Regions from separate parts of the Homo sapiens genome. Here region 1 is linked to region 2. Evidence: chromatin loops called from intact Hi-C (ENCODE). Cell type or tissue: ascending aorta. All regions are shown on one strand.

Region 1 (2,500 bases), 130 kb after region 2:
CCATTGGTTTTTGCCACTCTCCCTGGGGATAAAGATTTCCCTTGCAGAATTATTCTTTTCTGTAATATAGCATCAAAAGTTAGGGAGAGAAAAATGAAGAGGCAGAAGGAAAGGAGGATATTTAGTAGAGATGAAAGGCATGTGGACTCGGGCTAGAAAGATTTCTTTTCTCTCTACAAGGGTAAAGGGAAAAGTGCACAGGCCAGGGCAGTTTTCTGCAGCGTTTTGAGGAAAGAGTGCCAGGGCAGACTCAGGGTGTGAGGAAGTGGATAGAAAATGGAAGGAGGCTGAATTAAGGGTAGCCTGTGTAGATTCCATTTACAGAGTTTGAAAATACAAGGTTGGGCACAGTGGCTCACGCCTGTAATCCCAGCACTTCAGGAGCCCAAGGTGGGCGGATCATGAGGTCAGGAGATCGAGACCATTCTGGCCAACATGGTGAAACCCTGTCTCTACTAAAATACACAAAAAAATAAGCGGGGCATAGTGGTGCGCACCTGTAGTCCCAGCTGCTCGGGAGGCTGAGGCAGGAGAATGGCGTGAACCCAGGAGGCGGAGGTTGCAGTGAGCCGAGATTGCGCCACTGCACTCCAGCAGCCTGGTGACAGAGCAATACTCTGTCAAAAAAAGAAGAAGAAGAAGGAGAAGGAGAAAGAGCAAAGAACTTAAGTTTTTCTGAAATATCTTTCACTCCCTCTTTCTTTGACTGCTCTGGGACTATATGTTTTTGTTGGGTTACATTTTAGTCCTTCTCTAAAGTCCTTTGATTTTGCCCTTCTCAGTGTTGGGCACAGAGGCTGGCCCATGATATTATATAAGGTTGATGTAAAAGTAAATGCAAAATCGAGTAATGGCAAAAACCACAATTAACGTTTGCACCAACCTAACAGATGTGCAGACTGGGTTAGCCTCTCTCCTCCCTTCTTTCCTCTGTCAGTCTTGAGAAGCCCATCGTGCTGAAAGGGCGACAGCATGGATCAGGGGCTGACAGGACAACTGGAGGGAGAGAGGCCAATAAAACATCCCCCTAAGCCTCCCTGGACCGAATACCAGCCACATAGTGCTGATCTTGGCTGGAAGCCCACCATTTACCAACCCCCTACGGGCCTCTGGGGTATGGCTAATTAAAGACATGGTTACTCATTTCATTCCCAAGTCACTATTTAAGGAAGCAGAATCATGCCATTCCTACAAGGCCTCTGACCCTACACTAGAGGCAAACAATGCTAAGGCTTGTCCAAGTGGCTGTAAGTACAAGGCTATCCAAAGAGCACGGGAGGGGGCAGAGGAGGGGAGACCACAGGCCCCACAGCTGGGCCAGCTGCTGGACTGTCCCTTCTTCAATGTCCTCCTCTCTCCCTTTCCCCAAGGGGCCAGGATCTAGTGACAACCCCTCTATAACCAACCCCCCTGCCAGGGCAACTCCTGTGTTTTCTGGGCATACTCAGAGTCACACAGCTGACTCAGAAAAAAGCACCAAAACGATCTCCTTTTGAATTTCAACTAGCAGCAATTTGGAGCGTTTGGGATTTTTCAGTTATTCTTTAAGAAGTAAAGAAAAACATGGCTTTTAATCAACTAACTCTTGTTGAGATCTGCTCTATGCCAGGCCTGGTGCTAAGATGAGGAAGAACAATGTATGAAATGTAATTCCTGCCCTCAAAGAGTATCTAGTCTTATAGATGAAATAGACACATAAACAAATAAATTACACCAATGCGGAATAAGCATAAACGCAGATATGTACTAAGCACAGTACAGAGTAGGTGGTGATAACCTCTCACTGACAGGAGAAGAAAGGTATGCTAGAAATCTAAGGCGGGCTTTGAGGGGCAAATGGGAGTTCATCAGGTAACCAAGTGAGGGAAGAACATCCCCAGCAGAGAAAAATCCTATGCGAATTCATTTAGATCACAGAGAAATAGGTTGAACCTACTAGTTCCAGTGGGTCTCAAGCTTTTTTAACAAACAACTCTTAATACAAGATAAATGGGGAATGGGGATGCCTGTTCTGAAACATCCAGTGCAAGCATAAAATGTCTTAGACTGGCCAGGTGTGTTGGCTCATGATTATAATCCCAGCACTTTGGGAGCCCAAGGCAAGAGGATTGCTTGAGGCCACGAGTTTGCAGCTGCAGTGAGCTATGGATTCCACCACTGCACTTCAGCCTGGGTGATGGAACAAGAACCTGTATCTAAAAGTAAAAATAAAAATAATTGATTTTCATTTTTAATTATGCAAGTTATGCATCATGGTTTACAATATTCTCATGTATTATGATATTAAAATAAGGTTGTGCATTTCTAGTCAGTAAGTTTACTTGACTTTCCAAATGTACATTGTCAAATAAAATTGATACTCCACGGAAGAAGCAGCTCCATGTTGACCCCTTGGCTTCACATTTGCCTGACTCATCCCTGGGGTCAGAGAAAGTCAGTTTACACTGCAGCCTGAGAACTAAAAAGCCTCTAAAAGGGGTTGGAGAGCCAGGCTCAGTGA
Region 2 (2,500 bases):
ATGATGATATATACCAATGATACACAGGTATCATCTTATATTAGGGGAAATCCCGTGAGGGGTGGCGATCCAAAGATTATTGCCATCTCTCTTAGTGGGTCCACATCTTATCCATTTCCATCTCAGCTACTCTGAATACTTCTCTAACTTATTCAGAGTGAAGGGAGTTTTTACCCCAGAGCAGAATGAAAGCAGAGATGCCTAAATGGTAGTTTTACAGGAAGCTTTGGTTAACGTCTTTTCTACTGGTCTAGAAAAATACCCTAGGAAGTCACCATTTTAAACAAACAAACAAAAAAAATCACAGGAACAGGTGCATTAGAATACAAATCTCATGTGTATTTGGAACCAAGACCAACGTTTTCTGTACATAACCACCATCAAAAAAAGAATATCAGTTGTCTTCTATATCCAAATCCAAAGTGCAGGCAAACATCAGCTTTTGGTTCTTCTCTGTTTTCCTTTGAATGACACTATTGCCAGCCAGCCCTCGGGGTTCTCCACTGCTGCAGTTTTGAAACTTTTCTTTCCCAGGTTAAGAAACTAAAGTTGTAATGGAGAAAGAAATGGGAGAAAGCTACATCCCAGAGCAGAGGTGACCTGCCAGCACTCTAAAGTTATTCTAGACCTAGTACAGGCTCAAGCTTAGGACATTTGTTTCTTTTCCACCTGACTTCAAGGAGCTTGTCAAAGCGCAGCCTAAGTTAACAGGCTCTGTCAATGTGAGTACCAGAAGCCAGGCCGCCACCTGCGCTGTTCCAGAAGCCAGGGATACAATGAAAAAACACAAACGTTTCTCCCCATTTTGCTGTATACATTCCAATTCTTTCGCTAGGGACTGTACAAAATCCTGTCTTCTCTGGCAGGTTTCAGGTGGAGGTCCTGGGATGCTTGGACCCAGGACGGCCCATAGTGCGGGCCTCTGCGTCCTCTCCCCCTCACATAGGGGCAGAGGCCAGGAGGCCTGGATCCTTCCCCAGCAACCGTGTGGAGGTTTTTACTTCCTCTGATCCAGGGGACACATGTAATCTTTTTCTACAACTCCCTGAGGCTGGTTTTTCCCACCCTACAAATCAGTAAGCATAAATTTTTGCAGAGAAGCCTGGAGCCATGGGTCCTAAGCATTCAGGCAGCCAAAAAAATTAAATTTTCAACCGGAGCCGGGTAAGGACACATGGTCTCAAACGTTTCCTGCCCAATTGGAGCCGCTTTCCTCCTCTTGCACACTTGCTCCCCCTACTGCCTGACGCTGGAAGTGCAGGCCTGGCTCCGAGGCAAGCTTGAACGCCCCAGCTCGGTCCTGGGATGGCCAGGGTGAAAGCCAGCAGAGCAGAGAGGTTGCCAAAAAAAAAAAAAAAAAGCAATAGTACATCTTTCATAATTCTCCCACTGCTCTGGGGAAGGCACTAAGCTAAGTCTTTTCTTTACATTTGAAGAATAAACTCTGTAATAAAGATTGAATAAAAGTCTTCCCTGAATAAAGTTTTGCCAAATAAGTTAAAGTTAGGTCTCCCTTAAGGGTTCAATAAATGAAAAGAACTTCAGTTTTAGATTCAGACCTCGTGAAATCCCCAAGCCCCTTTGGATTTCAGACCCTTGGAACGCAGATCCAGGTTTTGCGCCTTTATGTGATGCGTGAACTTGGACATCTTATTTAATCTTTTTGAGCCTGAGTTTCTTTAACTGTAATTTGGGCATAATCATATTGTTGGTCTCATAGTGTTGCTGTAGAACGTAAATGAAAGAATGTGAATGCATGAGAAAAGACTTTTACAACATAAAAATAAATGTGAGCTGTTTCCCTTCCAATCCAACGCACACACACCCCTTTTCCATCTATCTAAGTGGAAATGGCCGTCGAGGCAACCTAAACCCCTAAAAAAGGAAGTAGGGCAAGGAAAGCCCGGTCACAAACAGGAAGTAACAGAAATGCCACTGAGAAACATTCAGGCAGAAGAAAGAAAGAAAAACAGTCCTAGGCTGTGTTTTTGAAGATCAAGTTAGATTTAGTTAATGATTTGGGGCGTTGCCAGCCCGACTTGACCCCCTAAATAGGGGGTTTTCAGAGATGGTTAGGAAATTCTTGACCTCGATTTGACCTCACGAATGGGAATTCTCACTCTGCAGTTGGTAGGTTCCTGCCTTTTTAAATGTAGGTCTCTCCTCCTTTTCCCCTGCGGCCATAGGAGGGGCCGAGCGCTCAGCCGGCTGGGAGGAGCTGGGGCTCCGCCTGCCCTCCCTCGCCGTGGGGAGCCGCCCTGCAGCGCCTCTCGGGTTACTGCCTCCCTTCCTGGCTTCACAAACTCGCCACATGGTAGGTTGGCTACTTAAGGGAATGTAAGAAAAAGCACTCAAGTGACGGCATACAAAGAAGTTTTACAGCTCTGGAGATTATGTCAGATTTTCCTTCCTAATTTCTCCTTAGAGGAGACAAAATCCTAGATTTTTTTTTTTTTTTTGAAGGAAAGGGGAAAAAAAACGCAAAACGAAAGGGAAACAT

What was found. Peaks named below come from ENCODE experiments on the same cell type or tissue, not always from the same donor. Only the 100,000 strongest peaks of a DNase experiment are listed, where the experiment ranks them.
Region 1: a loop joins it to region 2, with 4 times the contacts of the local background. A loop is called at or near these places in 61 of 110 quality-filtered maps.

What each region holds. Positions count from the first base shown.
Region 1 is chr4:38,189,636-38,192,135 of GRCh38, reverse strand. No RefSeq gene overlaps it. Among named protein-coding and RNA genes, the nearest start is that of LINC02513, 180 kb to the left of the region's middle. RefSeq lists an enhancer at 2,410-2,500. In ascending aorta, no CTCF peak of the experiment used is centred here; a DNase peak (open chromatin) is centred at 1,105; H3K27ac peaks cover 2,500 bases.
Region 2 is chr4:38,318,745-38,321,244 of GRCh38, reverse strand. No RefSeq gene overlaps it. Among named protein-coding and RNA genes, the nearest start is that of LINC02513, 47 kb to the left of the region's middle. RefSeq lists an enhancer at 2,315-2,500. In ascending aorta, a CTCF peak has its summit at 1,248 (motif pointing left); DNase peaks (open chromatin) are centred at 1,244 and 2,254; H3K4me3 peaks cover 1,171 bases; H3K27ac peaks cover 2,194 bases.